Regions from separate parts of the Homo sapiens genome. Here region 2 is linked to region 1. A link is an interaction called in ENCODE POLR2A ChIA-PET data of the cell type or tissue named here. Cell type or tissue: HepG2. All regions are shown on one strand. Each heading gives the region's core, and the rest is flanking DNA. Links, peaks and the distances in the headings are about the cores only.

The links. ChIA-PET counts read pairs that join two places held together with the same protein. Peaks named below come from ENCODE experiments on the same cell type or tissue, not always from the same donor. Only the 100,000 strongest peaks of a DNase experiment are listed, where the experiment ranks them.
Region 2: POLR2A ChIA-PET joins it to region 1 with 5 read pairs; 3 of 35 experiments call an interaction of 5 or more read pairs at or near these places.

What each region holds. Positions count from the first base shown.
Region 1 is chr9:32,423,262-32,430,905 of GRCh38, forward strand. ACO1 (aconitase 1) reads left to right here. Exons shown (of 21, transcript NM_002197.3): 9 at 58-158; 10 at 1,288-1,404; 11 at 2,577-2,736; 12 at 4,040-4,175; 13 at 6,158-6,242; 14 at 7,157-7,313. Among named protein-coding and RNA genes, the nearest start is that of ACO1, 42 kb to the left of the region's middle. In HepG2, for the core only: a CTCF peak has its summit at 4,378; DNase peaks (open chromatin) are centred at 3,170 and 4,400; H3K4me3 peaks cover 477 bases.
Region 2 is chr9:32,483,071-32,490,714 of GRCh38, forward strand. RIGI (RNA sensor RIG-I) reads right to left here. Exons shown (of 18, transcript NM_014314.4): 6 at 6,274-6,381; 7 at 5,664-5,817; 8 at 4,875-5,133; 9 at 4,401-4,563; 10 at 2,105-2,209. It overlaps LOC124902138 (a long non-coding RNA gene), which reads left to right. Exons shown (of 2, transcript XR_007061449.1): 2 at 1-2,073. Among named protein-coding and RNA genes, the nearest start is that of RIGI, 39 kb to the right of the region's middle. In HepG2, for the core only: no CTCF peak of the experiment used is centred there; a DNase peak (open chromatin) is centred at 4,301.

The DNA of each region.
Region 1 (7,644 bases), core at 996-5,995:
ACTTCAACCAGGAAATACTAACCTATGTTACTTGTTACTCCTTAAAATGCCTTTTAGGTCGTGATGAAGAAAAATTAAAGTATATTAAAAAATATCTTCAGGCTGTAGGAATGTTTCGAGATTTCAATGACCCTTCTCAAGACCCAGACTTCACCCAGGTATGAGAGTGCCTTCCACTGTGCATGTATTTCCTCTTCCTCAAGGCTGCGATTTTAGTGGTGGTTTTTCTTGGGGGAATGCGCTAGTAGGAAATTAGTCACTGCCAAGGCATTACAAGAGAACGGAGTTTTAGAAGGTTGAAAAACCAAAAGGATAAGGCAATTGTAAACATAACAGAATAATATAACTTCTTACATTCCTACTGGCTTAATAATTGTAGGTTAAGTGTGCTTCCCTATTTGAACTACTGATTCACACCTCTTAATGTGGAAGACCACTGAAAGACTTTGCTAAAGGAATAAGAATGATACAATGGACTTTGGGGACTCAGGGCAAAGGGTGGGAGGGAGGTGAAGGATAAAAGATTACAAATTTGGGTACAGTGTACACTGCTCAGGTGATGGATGCACCAAAACCTCAGAAATCACCGCTAAAGAACTTATTCATGTAACCAAACACCACCTGTTCCCCAAAAATCTATTGAAATATAAAGAAAAATAAAGAGACTTCACTAGTGGAACAAGAGCTGTTTAAAGGCTAAACCATCATTATTACAGACCTAGAAAGAAGTGAAGGTACAAACATGTCAGTAAACTGAATCCACGTTTTTCTAGACAACAAGGTAAACTAGCCCTGCGACCCATGTTTGGTTTCTTAATACATTGAGGAGGGGAAATGTTCAGTTAGACTAAGGCCCGTTTCCTGGTGTTGATAACTTAACGGCTGCATCCCTCCGAAATCACCTTAGAAGTGTAATGGTTTATGTATGATTTCAATAGAAAACCCACCTTCGGCCTAACTTAGCCATATAAAACGCGATGAGCTGCCTCCAAGGATGGGCGAGTGGAGGACACTGAGCATCTGCAGCACCCACCCTGTTCTTTCTGAGAGGTGGCAAGGCTGCCTGCCTGTCTCCTGCTACTTAAGTGCCCATGATGATCTTGGGAAATTAATCACTTAAGATTAATTAAGAGGATTAAGAGAAACACTGGCTTCCTTGTTTTGGAATGTGGTAGTTTATTTGCTTATTTTTATGGTTGTCATGTTTTAAATTCTCTGACATGCTTTGGGTTTCCTCTTTGTGGGTATAATGTAAATTCTATAATTTCTTTTCTTTGGGGTCAACAGGTTGTGGAATTAGATTTGAAAACAGTAGTGCCTTGCTGTAGTGGACCCAAAAGGCCTCAGGACAAAGTTGCTGTGTCCGACATGAAAAAGGACTTTGAGAGCTGCCTTGGAGCCAAGGTAGGGGCCTGCGGGAAGAGGTTGAATCCTCTCAACTCTACCTCTTGCCTGGTTACTCAGCGTCCAGGCTTTCATCCCACTTGACATGAATCTTCCTGTAGCCTGAAGCTTGAGGGTGTTTATTCTTCCTTCTGAAGTCCTTAATGACTTCCTCCATTAGTCACGAGCCAAGCGGCAAGAGCCATCATAGACACAACTCAACCCACCTTTTTAAGCATGTCTGCTTTTCACAGGACCCTCACCACACTGTTTACTCACCCGAGGTTTTCTAGCTGTTGCACCTTTGTGCATGCCCCTCCCTGCCTGAAAGTCTCTTCTCCAACTCATATTACTCTGTTCTGTGAACTCCATAAGACTTGGTTCAGATACCAGCTACTCTGCATTGGGTTCTCAGAATCTCATAGCAGAAAGTCCCCTTTCCCTTATTGGACACTTCATGGTGCTTGGGCTGAAATACTTCGATAGCATTCCATATTCTTTAACTTACATTGTTGGTACTTTATTTGCATGTATGATTTCTGTTGCTAGACTGTACGTGTGAGAATAGGATTTGTGTCTGAATCACCTTGGGAGCCCGCAAGGTACCTAGCACAGTATCTTACATGCGGTAGATTTTCAATGAACATTTCCCAAAAGAATGATTAAGATGTATGATGGATTTTATCTGTGAGACACCAGTATTATGCCAAATATTCAGCTGTACTTTGTTTGCGTTGTTGATCATGATTAATTGAGTCTGGTCAAAATAGCGCCTTTTTCTAAATTTCCATAAGGTTAGAATCCATAGTCTTAATCAGTCCATATCCATTAAACTGTACAATAATGTCATTGAGTTCAATTTAGACTAACTTTAAATTTGTAGTTTTAGCATTTACATTTTTGAGGTGGGAAGGAAGTAATTGTTACTAATTTCAGTGCAGAGTAAGACTCAGATATCATGACTGCTTTTTGTAAAGATTTCAAACGAGTAATTTTTCTGTAGCATTTCAGAGTTTACTTGCAGAGATACTTATGCTTTTGTTAAGAATTGGCCTTTAAAATTATAGTTACCAAAGTATTCCTTCTTCTCAAGTGAGAACTGTTGACTATATGTATGTATTTTCCTCTAGCCAGATACATGTATATCTTATATAAATATATTCCTATATAATATACATTTTTTCTTCCTTTAGCAAGGATTTAAAGGATTCCAAGTTGCTCCTGAACATCATAATGACCATAAGACCTTTATCTATGATAACACTGAATTCACCCTTGCTCATGGTTCTGTGGTCATTGCTGCCATTACTAGCTGCACAAACACCAGTAATCCGTCTGTGATGTTAGGGGCAGGTAAGTGCATTTGACTCCATCCTCATGGTCATACATGTGTGTAGGTGGAAATAGCCCGAGACAGGGCCCAGGGCCTTGGCGGAGTTGTACATGTAGTTCCCTGAACCTCGTCTTTTCCAGATACAGATATTTATTGGCCCATAAATATCTACACAATAAATAGTATCCAAAGCAAAGTTTTTAAAATCGAATGCACACTGCATAATAGTCTCTCTTGAGAATTAACACAGAAAATAAGTAGAGGAAAGCAAAGGAAGCTGGATTTCTGGGAAAGCCTACATTCTTGTGTCAGACTTTGGAAGAAAAATAAAGTGTTACCACAGACTTTGTTCTCCGTGAAACCCCTGAGCAGCAGGATTGAGTTCTGACGTGAATGCTGGGAGGTGTTTCTCAGTGAGGGCACAGGGCACTGGCTGATAAAACCTGGGGCCACTGGCCTGTTTCGCAATTCTGGTTGAGTTGTTAATATTTACATATGTGGTTTCCCTACTATAAGGTCTCTTTAGTTTCCAAGTTTTTAGTCATCCCCAAAGCTCCTCTTATATCCATCCACAGACCAGACAGTGTCAGCAGTTCCTTTCTATGAAGCAGACACGGGCATTAGGAAAGCCTTCTTTGCCTGAGTCCGTGTATTGCCACCTAAGCTTTCCTTGTCTGGTCTGGAGCAAACCAGTCTTCTGTAGACAAGTTACCAGCTTGTCTGTGGCTTTTTGTCCCCTCATGTCCCCACCCCCACTGCTCATGTTTTTGCTACTTCTGTGATACTTCCTAAGACAGAGCACCCAGTGTTCCAGTAGCAGTCTCTGTATCTGCCAAAGTCCAGCAGATCCTCCACTTCAAGATATATCTGAACACTCGATTTTTACTTCTTGGCTGACCGTTCCTTGCCAGCCAGCACACAGCTGATATAGTTTCAGAAAGGGCTCCTTCAATGATGATTTTCATCCAAATAAAACATAATTAGAAAGATGATTTTCCCTCTAAAAAAAAAATTAAAAACTCATTTTGTAATATATTCCTAAATGGTTTTACATTTATCTCTTTAAAAAAAAAGTAAGCAAATCTCTTTCTTCATTTCCTTGCCTAGCTTTGAGTTTACTGCATATATCTAAATGACCGTTGGCCAGGGAGCCTTTAGATTTCTGTTTGGCAGCAGAAACAGCAGATAGCGCCAACATGAAGGGAGCGTGGTCAGGTGGTGGCAGGAAATGCAGACTGAAGAAAATCAGGCTCTTTTCTGAAGTGTGCCTGGCACCTAGAGCAGGCAGCCTCCCACACTGCATCTGTGTTTACCATTTCACAGGATTGTTAGCAAAGAAAGCTGTGGATGCTGGCCTGAACGTGATGCCTTACATCAAAACTAGCCTGTCTCCTGGGAGTGGCGTGGTCACCTACTACCTACAAGAAAGCGGAGTCATGCCTTATCTGTCTCAGCTTGGGTGAGGGAGAGTTTTCTTTTGCACCATTGCTTTTGTTGAATTGTATCCCTCATGTATCTTGCTGTGTCACCTTGTAACAGATGTGAGATTATCTGATGATATCTAATTGCATAGTCGTTTATCAGTTGGTAGTTAGACTTAAACCCTTACATTCCATCTAAAGAGAGCCCTCTTGCCCTCTAGGGCACCTACCATGAATGGAGTTTGCAGGACTGGAAGTTGCTTTGGTTGAGTCAGTGAATGAGTGGAGAGTGAATGTGAAGGCCTAGGACATTACCACACACTACTGTTGACTTTATAAACACTGGACACTTAGGCCACACTAACTTAATAAAAAAAAGTTTCTTTCTTCAATAATGTAAACCGTAGCTTACTTTTATTTTACAAACTTTTAAGTTTATTGAAACTCTTGACTCTTAAAACACTTAGCTTAAAACAAACATATTGTATAGCTGTTCCAAAATATTTTCTTTATATCTTTATTTCATAAGTTTTTTCCTATTTTTGAAGTTTTTATTTTTTTACTTTTTAAACTTTTTTGTTAAAAACCAAGACAGGCTGGACCCAGTAGCTCACACCTGTAATATCAGTGCTTTGGGAGGCCAGGGCAAGAGGATTGCTTCAAGCCAGGAGTTTGAAACTAGCCAGGGCAACATAGTGGGACCCCTGTTTCTACAAAAAAAAAAAATGTAAAACAATTAGCCAGGCATGGTGGTGCATGCCTGTAGTCCCAGCTTCTCGGGAGGCTGAGGCTGCAGGATGGCTTGAGCCCAGGAGTTTGAGGTTGCAGTGAGCTATGATCACGCCACTGTACTCCAGTTTGGGTGACAGCAAGACCCTGTCTCAAAAAAAAAAAAAAAAAACCTAAGAGATAAACACACACTTTAGGCCTACACCGGGTCAGGATTGTCAGTATTACTGTCTTCTACCTCCACATCTGTCCCACTGGAAGGTCTTCAGGGGCAATAACATCCATGGAGCTGTCATCTCCTGTGATAATAATGCCTCCTGGAATACTTCCTGAAGAACCTTCCTGAGGCTGTTCTACACTTAACTGGTTTGCTTTTTTTTTTAATAAACAAAAAGAGTACACTCTAAAAGAACAATAAAAAGTCAGCATGGCTGGGCGCGGTGGCTCATGCCTGTAATCCCAGCACTTTGGGAGGCTGAGGCAGGCAGATCACGAGATCATGAGATCGAGACCATCCTGGCTAACACGGTGAAACCCCGTCTCTACTGAAAATACAAAAAAACAAAATTAGCCGGGCGTGGTGGCGGGCACCTGTAATCCCAGCTACTTGGGGGGCTGAGGCAGGAGAATGGCATGAACCTGGGAGGTGGAGCTTGCAGTGAGCAGAGATAGCGCCACTGCACTCCAGCCTGGGCAACAGAGCGAGACTCCGTCTCAAAAAAAAAAAAGTCAGCGTGAGTTTGTTTATACCAGCATCATCATAAACAAGAAATGCCTTGCACTGTGACATCACGATGGCTACAACATCACTAGGTGATAGGAATTTTTCAGCTATATACCACATATACATTTGGGTATATGTGGTCTATCACTAACAGAAACATTGTGCAGTGCATGAATGTATTCGTTGCCAAATACGCTTTCTCCAATTTCCATATTATTCCTGACTTATGACATATATTTTATTCATGTGCCTCATAAAATTCAAATCTCCTTAGGATTATACAATAATAGTAGTTAATGAAGATATGGCATATATGATTTCAACTTTTTTAAATTGTTGCTCATTCAATTTGATTCCTTTTTATAAGTTAAAAATATGAATAGTATTCTTATGTTATATATCAGAATGCTCTCAAGAATGAAACTTTTAGAAATAGCACTATACTGAACTTAGTTCATGCACTGCAATTCCTTTTTGAACAGTGGTCTCTGGAAACTGTGGCCAGCAGAAGGGCTCACTGAAAGTTATTCTTTTTTTGTGTGTGTGTGCTTCTCTCTTGGTGTCTAGGTTTGACGTGGTGGGCTATGGCTGCATGACCTGCATTGGCAACAGTGGGCCTTTACCTGAACCTGTGGTAGAAGCCATCACACAGGTAATTGCAGAGGTCCCTGCAGGTCTTCAGAGCAGTTGTTTCTTTTCATGTAATGTGACAAAAATGCTGATATTTTCAAGAAGGTCCATGGAAGCAGGGGATGTGGTTTAGAGTATGATCTTTTGAGTTTAGTTAAAATTACTAGCTGGGTAACCTTGGGCAAGTTAATTAACCTATCTGTGCCTGGGTTTTCACAACTGTATATTGGAGATGATAATAGTATCTATTTTATAGAGTTGTGAGAATTAAGATGATGATAAACATAAGTCACTTAGTGCAGTGTCTGGCACTCAAGTGCTCAGTACTGGCTGGTTTTCACTACAAAGGGCTCTACAGTTGTTTGTTATAGGTATTGGGTTAGTGCAAAAGTAACTGTGATTTTTGCCATTTCAGTGATGAAGACCACAATTACTTTTGCACCAACCCAAATAATTTGAAAATTGGTTCAAAGTGAGACAAGTCTCCACACAAACGAATCTAAACTAAATTGCTTTGGCTTGATTTTTATCCCCAAAATGCTGAACCTTGAAAGATATTATTTGGTTTGCTTTGCATTAATTATAGAATCTACGTATTCTATAATTGTGCATTGTGACTTCCTTTAACGATCAACTGTTAGGTCTTTCCCACCTGTTCTTGGGCCCCAGGCAGCAATAACTAGTATGTTGCCTTCTAACTACCTGATATTTTCTCGTGAGCAGAAATCACTAAACATGTCTCTGCTTCCTTTGACCCAGAGTATCTCCCATGGGGACACCCCAGTGTACCCTTCTCCCCTCTAGTGGGAGAGAACCAAGTGAAAGGGCAGCTTAAAGGACTGTATCCTTGCGATGTGGAAACTCTTGCCAATGGTCTGAGACAAGAAGCCTAGTCAGTATCTTTTAGTGACCTGATTTTTCTCTTGCCTTACTCAGGGAGACCTTGTAGCTGTTGGAGTACTATCTGGAAACAGGAATTTTGAAGGTCGAGTTCACCCCAACACCCGGGCCAACTATTTAGCCTCTCCCCCCTTAGTAATAGCATATGCAATTGCTGGAACCATCAGAATCGACTTTGAGAAAGAGCCATTGGGTAAGATTTTGTTTGTGCAGCCATAATTTTTTTCCAGTGAATTCAGAAATATTACTAGAAGAAACTGCTTTCCTTAATAAGAAATGAAGCATAGAGCCTCCAGGGATAAGACAAAGAAGAGAATAATTTCTTTATTCCCCAATATACAGCTAAGACTTAACTGCAGTAGTTAAAACAAGAATCTACTGAGGGTAAAGGATAACGAAAGGAAAACAGGTGCCAAAAGGAATAGACATCTTGCTATTCTGGTTTCTTCTGTAGTTCCTCCCTTTCTAGCTCTCACTTTAATGATAGGCATTGTTTCAATATATACTCTGTAGAAACATACTGC
Region 2 (7,644 bases), core at 1,237-6,236, 60 kb after region 1:
AGGCTCTGTGTAGGGTGCTGGGGATAAGATGAGGAGACTATGGCTGTGTTCTCAAGCAGCTGAGTCTGTGAGTTACTCTGGTATCAGTTCGCCAGGGCTCCTCATGAAGAGCACAGTACAACAAAAGTCACAAGCAAGAGCTGTATTTCTGGGTTAAATTCTTCCCCTCACTCATTCATTTTCAATAATAGGAACAAAGGAGGCTACCCAAACAAGTAGTATTGACATGCTTCTTTCCAAGTTGCAGCTACAGCGAGGTGGCCAGCAGTAAAGAAGATGAGCCAACAGGTACTGATTGAACCTGGGTAGGTGTAAAAATAGCCTAAGCAGTTTAGAGATGAGCAGCTAACTGGATTCGGACTGGCAAAAAGGTGGAGGCAGGGTACGGGAGGTGGGAGGAGTAAGAAAATAGAAACTCACGTGACTCCATCACCGTCTCTCCATCCTTCTGCTACTTCCCCAATTCAAACCACATCAGTGTGCTGCTGGATAATATGACAATCTCCAAACTGGTCTCCCTTCCTCTTGCCTTGTTCCCTCTAACCCATACTCTACCCAGTGGTTAGAGGGAGTTTGCAAAATTGCAGATGAGAAATCATCCCACCCCACTGCTTAAAAGCCTTTAGTGGTCCTGCAGCCAAAATCCTGCCCCAGCTCACACACTCCTCCCCATGCTCTGGCCTCTGCTTGCTTTTGCTTCTCATTTCTGGCCACTCTCCTTTCAGCATTCTACAGGACTAATGGAAGTCCCTATACTCTTTCTAGTCTCCTGGCCTTTGCATATGCTATTCCCTGTGCCTGAAACACACCTTATCACCCCCACCACACCAGCTGCTTTAGTATTAGTATTACTTCTCTAATTTTGGTCTTACCATCAGACTAGAAATGCCCTGAGGCCAGGGGCTGTATCTTAGGGTTCATGCTGTATTCCCATCACCTAGCCCATTCCTTAGCACTAAATGAATGAACATATGCATGAACACATTCGGGAAACTGCTAAATCAAAAGGATTCAGGTAGGGAAGTAGTAGAATATAACATTGGAAAGATAAGTAGAACCTGGGTGTTCAGGCAGGGCTCAGACTGCAGGTTAGAGGCGTGAAGATTATCCTGTAGGCAAAGGGTTTTTAAGCAGGACAGGGACATGATAAAATGTATTCATGAAGACTAACTAGTTCATGAGAGGTTGAATGGAAGAGAGAGCAGAGGTAGGCAAAATCAGCTAGAAGGCTGTTAGAACAATTATAATAGAAATTAAACTGTGAAAGAAAAGGGGAGAGAAAAGCAAAATAAGTGTGAGAGGAGACACTCCATGAGGTGTCTTACAGACGTCACATTTAACATCCCTAAAACTCAAAACTCAAAACCTTGTACCTGCCAAGGCTGCTTCTAGTCCTGGTACCAGGACCACCCACTGGCATTCATAGAGGTGCCTAAGCCAGATGCCTGGGGGGAAATCAGCCCCTCCTGCCCCTTTCTCATCCCCACCCAAATCCGTTTAGCCATTCAATCATAACACTCACAGTTGGAAGCATCTCACATGTGTCTCCTTCCTTCTCCAATCCATCTCTACTGCCTCTCTTTGGTCCTTCTCATTCACTGGTATCTTTATTACGTCACTAATCAGTTTTAATCTTCACTTTTTTCCCCATTGTTTTTAGGATAAAATTCAAATCCAGGCCCTTCACTGTCTTCCCCTGGCCCATCTCTAGTCGCACTCCTTTAATGCTGGGAAATGTGCTGGGTGATTGTCCCTAGATATAAATCTGAGCCAGTAGAGGAATGGTGGTTTCATTCAGGTGAACAGGAAAGTCAGGAGGGAAAGCTGATTTAGAAGGTAGAGAAAGCAATGAACTGACTTAAGTATGGTTATTTTTCAGGTGCATGTGTCTGGATGAACTTACTTTGGATTTAAAAGGAAAAAAAGGAAGAAAGAAAGAATAGAGGAGGACATATAAGGCTCCTAAATAACCTATAATCAAGGAAGACAACCTCTGGATATGGTCTTGACATTGTCTGAACTAAGGAGAACACAAAAAGACGATAGTGAACAATAAATGGCTATTCCCCAGTAGAGAGAACACAAAATATGAGATTTATCTCACCGAGGTCTTTGCAGATTCTCTTTGCCAGACTCTCTGTGTCCCTCATCAGCTGAGCTATGATGTATTTAAATTTGTCGCTAATCCGTGATTCCACTTTCCTGAAAACTAGAGACGTCAAAAAAAAAAGAAAAAGAAAAAAAGAGTGAGTATATTTTCAGGAAGGACAGATTGTAGTTCAAAGTAGGTATCTCTAAAACCTTTCTCTGCCTTTGATACTTCCTCTGAAAAACCTAAGGTTCCAGGCTAACTGGCAGGTGGTCCAGATGATACAACAAATGCTCAAAATGCAATGGCTCCCTGTTGCTTCTTGTACTGATTCTAACACCTGTCTTTCATGGTGTAGGTCTAACTAGCTTCTTTTTTTTTTTTTTTTTTTTTTTGATTGAGACCAAGTCTCACTGTGTCACCCAGGCTGGAGTACAGTGGCGCGATCTCGGCTCACTGCAACCTCCGTCTCCCAGGTTCAAGTGATTCTTCTGCCTCAGCCTCCCAAGTAGCTGGGACAACAGGCGCACACCACCATGCCCAGCTAATTTTTGTATTTTTAGTAGAGACGGGGCTTCACCATATTGGCCAGGCTGGTCTCGAACTCCTGAGCTGGTGACCCACCCGCCTTGGCCTCCCAAAGTGCTGGGATTACAAGCGTGATCCACCGCACCCGGCCTAACCAGCTTCTTACTGTGGCTGTCCTGTTACCTCCTCTCTGATGAGGCGGGCATCTCTCATGTCTCTGCAAGTGCCACAATCTAACCCTGTCTCTGTGCTTTGATATTCTCCCTCCCCACACAGCTCCCAGCAGTATTCACACTGATCCTACCATTTATCAATATATTATTTCAGCCTAATTATTAATTGCCTGCAATGTGCCATGCTTTGATTATAGACAGTTGAAAGAACACACTTCATGCTCCATACAGGGCTGTGATCTTAAGGGAGAGAAATATACATGGCTAACTAACCGTAGCAGTTCTCTAACAGAAGTACATGTAAAGTGTAGCCGGGTGTGGTGGCTCACACCTGTAATCCTAACACTTTGGGAGGCCGAGGAGGGTGGATCACTTGAGGTCAGGAATTCAAGACCAGCCTGGCCAACATGGTGAAACCCTGTCTGTACTAAAAATACAAAAAATTAGCCAGGCGTGATGGCACACGCTTGTAATTCCAGCTACTCAGGAGACTGAGGCAGGAGAATCACTTGAACCCAGGAGGTGGAGGTTTGCAGTGAGCCGAGATCGCACCACTGCACTCCAGCCTGGGCAACAGCACGAGACTCTGTCTCAAAAAAAAAAAAAAAAAAAAGAAGTAGTACACGCAAAGTGTCACAAAACACAGGGAAAGTAACACCTAATTCTTCCAGGGAAGTCAGAGTTGTAGAATAAATACAGGAAGAAGAAAGAAGAAAGCAAGAGTAGTCATGTATATTCCATCACAACTTGGCAAAGAAAAAGAAAAAAAAAAAAGAGCAGTGATGTACAAAGGAAGCACAGACAAAAGGTGGGAGAGAGAAAGCACACGGCATGATTGAGGAGCCCAGAGGAATGCAACATGGTTGGGTTTATGAATGTTTGGAGGTGATGAAGCTCAGAGGGCAGGAGGAACCGGATTGTAAAGAAATTCATATGTGACACTGAAAAGTTGGGATCAGGTACATCAAAATCCTTACTTACAAGCAGCCTTCAAAAAGGAACTTATCTACACCACTCCCTATTACATGTCTATTTGTTCTACCTCAGAAATACAGTCACATACTACTCAGAGAGCAAGGGTGAAGTCATATATATTTTCTGTATCCCTCTCTTCCTTTCAGGGTTAGTGTAATAATAACATCAATAAACAACTGTTAGTCATATTAAAAAATCATATCTGATCTTTGGAGGAGTGACATCATGAATTCAGATCATTCCATTTCAACTAAAATGATCAAATACATATTCAAACAGTGATGACCACACAGGCACAGAGCATGGGAAAAGGCTGAGTGAGCCCAGCTCTTGGCTATCTGATGCCTAAATTCTCTCATCACCTCTTTTGCATTGCTAGTACATTTATAAGAGGTTTTTGGAAGCAAAGAGGAAGAATGTTTGCTCTCTACAGGCCACTTCTGAGGTTCATCCATTGCTTGGGATGAGAGCTCAGTTAGAGAGGCTAAAAAATGTGACTGTTACTCAAGTTCAAGGTTAAATATTTTCTACTAAACAGAGAGAGGGTCAAAGTTCAGTATTCGTCTAGATGGCTCTGAACTAGAGGTAGTAGAGAGTAACAGAATCTCAAAGGCTTGTTATTGGATCCAACTTACACTTCTGGGGCTTATAAACAACTTGCTCCAGTTCCTCCAGATTGTGTTTGACTGTTGCTATCACTGACGCATCAAGAGAAGCACACAGCTTGCAGATATAATCCAAGGCTTCATCTGTGTTTTTGGCATCCCCAACACCAACCGAGGCAGTCAGCCCAATGACCTGTAAGGAGCATTCAAAATCATTAGATGTCTGAGAAATGGTACAATGTTTCCACAACCCCTCATATAACTCTTTCCTGCTGGGGTAGGGCGTTTTTTTGTTTTTACTAACACACAGTGTATGGCACATGGAGGCACATAATGCATATTTACTAAGTGAACAAATGAATAAAGGAAACAAAATTCATAATGAGTTGTACAATATGGACTTGGGACCTGAGAAGGACATCTTCAGTGTGGCCATAAGAGTAAGAAAATAGGAGTTAGGAAGATTATAGCTCTTCTGAAGCATTCGTCTGACTTTGGAGATACCTGGGGCAGTGGGCCTGAAGATCCTCCAAGTTTCTGATCTAGATAATTAAACATGATCATATTGTACGGGTGTTGTTTACTAGTGTTGTGGCATTCATCAAATATCATCAAAGTAAAGATGGATAGTGATGGAATCGTTCCCTTTTTAAGGTTGTTCACAAGAATCTGTGGAGTTAAAATGATGATGTCATTGTTCTCAACAATCTGTTCCACTGGGACATTCTCAGCTGTTGCTCCAGAAATGCCTGTAACTCTATACCTGGGAAATGACAGAAATTCCATATTACTAACCACGATGTGGATAAGGAACCACAAAGATGAAATGCTAGATCAGAACATCAACTGATTAAATTCTCCCTGAGTCCAAAAGAAGAATAGCTGTAGGCAAGTCCTTAGCACAGAGCCTGACACATAGTAAGAGATCAATAAATCCAAGCTAGTTGTAATTTATAGTACTATATATTATTTTAAGTCACTAAGAGAGAAAAGAGTACGTAAAAGAATAATATCAAATAAATTATAAAATCACTAAAGAAGTTAAATGTGCCACGTAAACATCAAATTTATTCCTGAAGTCATTTACTCCCCATAGAAGGGCAAACCAGGGGAGTTTAAGTTTTCTGGTACATCTAACAAAAAAGACTTGAATCCATGAAGGGATAACATCTGGATTATAAAAAAGCTGAATCTAATATAAATTTTTTTAAATCATTTGTCAAAAACAAAACAGAAAACACATCAATTACATGAAGCTGGAGAAAAAGAAGTTGAAGCAACTATTATACCTACCCATGTCTTTCAAAGTATTTTGAGAATACAGATTTCTGCTGTTCATACACTGGGATCTGATTCGCAAAAAAGACAACTTTCCCCTTTTGTCCTTGTGGGAATTTTTTAAGATGATGTTCACATATAAGCAGTGAAACAAAGGTTTTTCCACAACCTTTTAACATGTAAGGAAAAAAGAAAACATGTAACTCATATATTAGATATTTCTCTGGAAAGGTGTTTATTTTTGGCTCTTCTAATACCACTGAGCTGACTAATTAATTGATAATTTAAATATGTTAATGATTACAGAATTTACACTATGACTAAAAAATATCAAGCTGCTCCCTAAGTAGCATGCCAACAGCCAGGACCCAAAAGCAAGCTAAAAGAGGACACTTTTCTTTACCTTCTCATGAAAGGTAAAGAAAATACATTAAATACATTAATGTACATAATTAATTAATTACATAATCCCATAAAAAACATTAGGATTATATTAGGACAGTTTTCTCAAAAGACACATGGAACAAGGAAAAAACTGAAACTTGCCCATTCTGTCCCAGTATTCAACAAAAGAAAAAAAAGGAAGCAAACAGAAAAACTATGTAAGTAATGGCAATAGGCTTACCTGTAGGAGCACATATTATTGTGTTTTTTCCTTTCATAGCAGGCAAAGCAAGCTCTAATTGGTAATTTCTTGGTTTAAATGGGCTGTACAAGTTTGTATCAGACACTTCTGGAATACAAAAGGAGCAAAATTACCAAACAGTTCCTGCTCTGAGGAATCACGGCAATAGCTACAGTCTAATGTCCACAAATTCTGACTCCAGCAAGAAGATCCTCATTGGAGAAAGTTTAGAATCCTTTCTCTTGGTAACCATTCTAGCTTTTCCACTAATTTGAAGTACAGAATTCTCTCAGTGACAAAGTATTGATGGCAAGAAAGAAAAAAAAAAAAACATGAATTATTTTTTATACAATCATGGAAGGCTAACAGAAACCAAAGAAAGAATGGCCCCATTCAGGGTAAGACAAGCTGTCTACTAAAGGCAATGCTGTATGTGAAAAAAGCAACAAATCCTCCCACGATCTTTGAAGAAAACCAAACTGTTAACATTGGATTCTCAAAGCAATTTCTTATTAAGGAGCAATAATGCTTTGTCGTTCTTCAAGTTCTCAAATGATATTTTCTCTCAACATAACCAGAAGTTTTAAAAAATAATCAAAGGCTTTATCTCAATAACAGGTAGGCATATAAATCATTAAGAGCTAGCAAAGACTTTGGAAATTATCTACTGAGTCTAACCTACCCATTTTAGAGAAAGGGAGAATTTCTAAAAGGTTAAGTGAATTAAACTCACACGAAAGACATGTAAAGGCCAGGTGCAGTGGCTCATGCCTGTAATCCCAGCACTTGGGAGGCTGAGGTGGATGGATCACTTGAGGTCAGGAGTTCAAGAACAGCCTGGCCGACATGCTGAAATCCCCACCTCTCCAAAAAAAATACAAAAATTAACCAGATGTGGTGGCACATGCCTGTGGTCCCAGCTACTTGGGAGACTGAGGCAGGAGAATCACTTGAACCCAAGGTTGCAGTGAGCTGAGATTGTGCCACTGCACGCCAGCCTGAGCAACAGAGCGAGAGACTCAGTCTCAAAAAACAATAACAACAACAACAACAAAAGGCATGCAAGAATCTTCACGTGTCAGAAAATTTAAAGCAACTCATATTCATGTATCTGTTTTTTTTTTCCAAGGGGTAACAGATTTTATTCTGAAATGACCAAAAAAACAAAACAAAACAAAAAAACTTGTAACATTCAGTTGCAGACGTAATCTGCACATTTTCTCTTTATGATGTTATTCTAATATCATTTTTCTTCTACCACCACTATTAATCCCAATTTCCTTCCTGATACTCTTTTATACATAACTTTTTATTATGGCATATTATGCAACTTGCCGGTCTCATAAAACCATCAAGAAAATATGCTTTGAG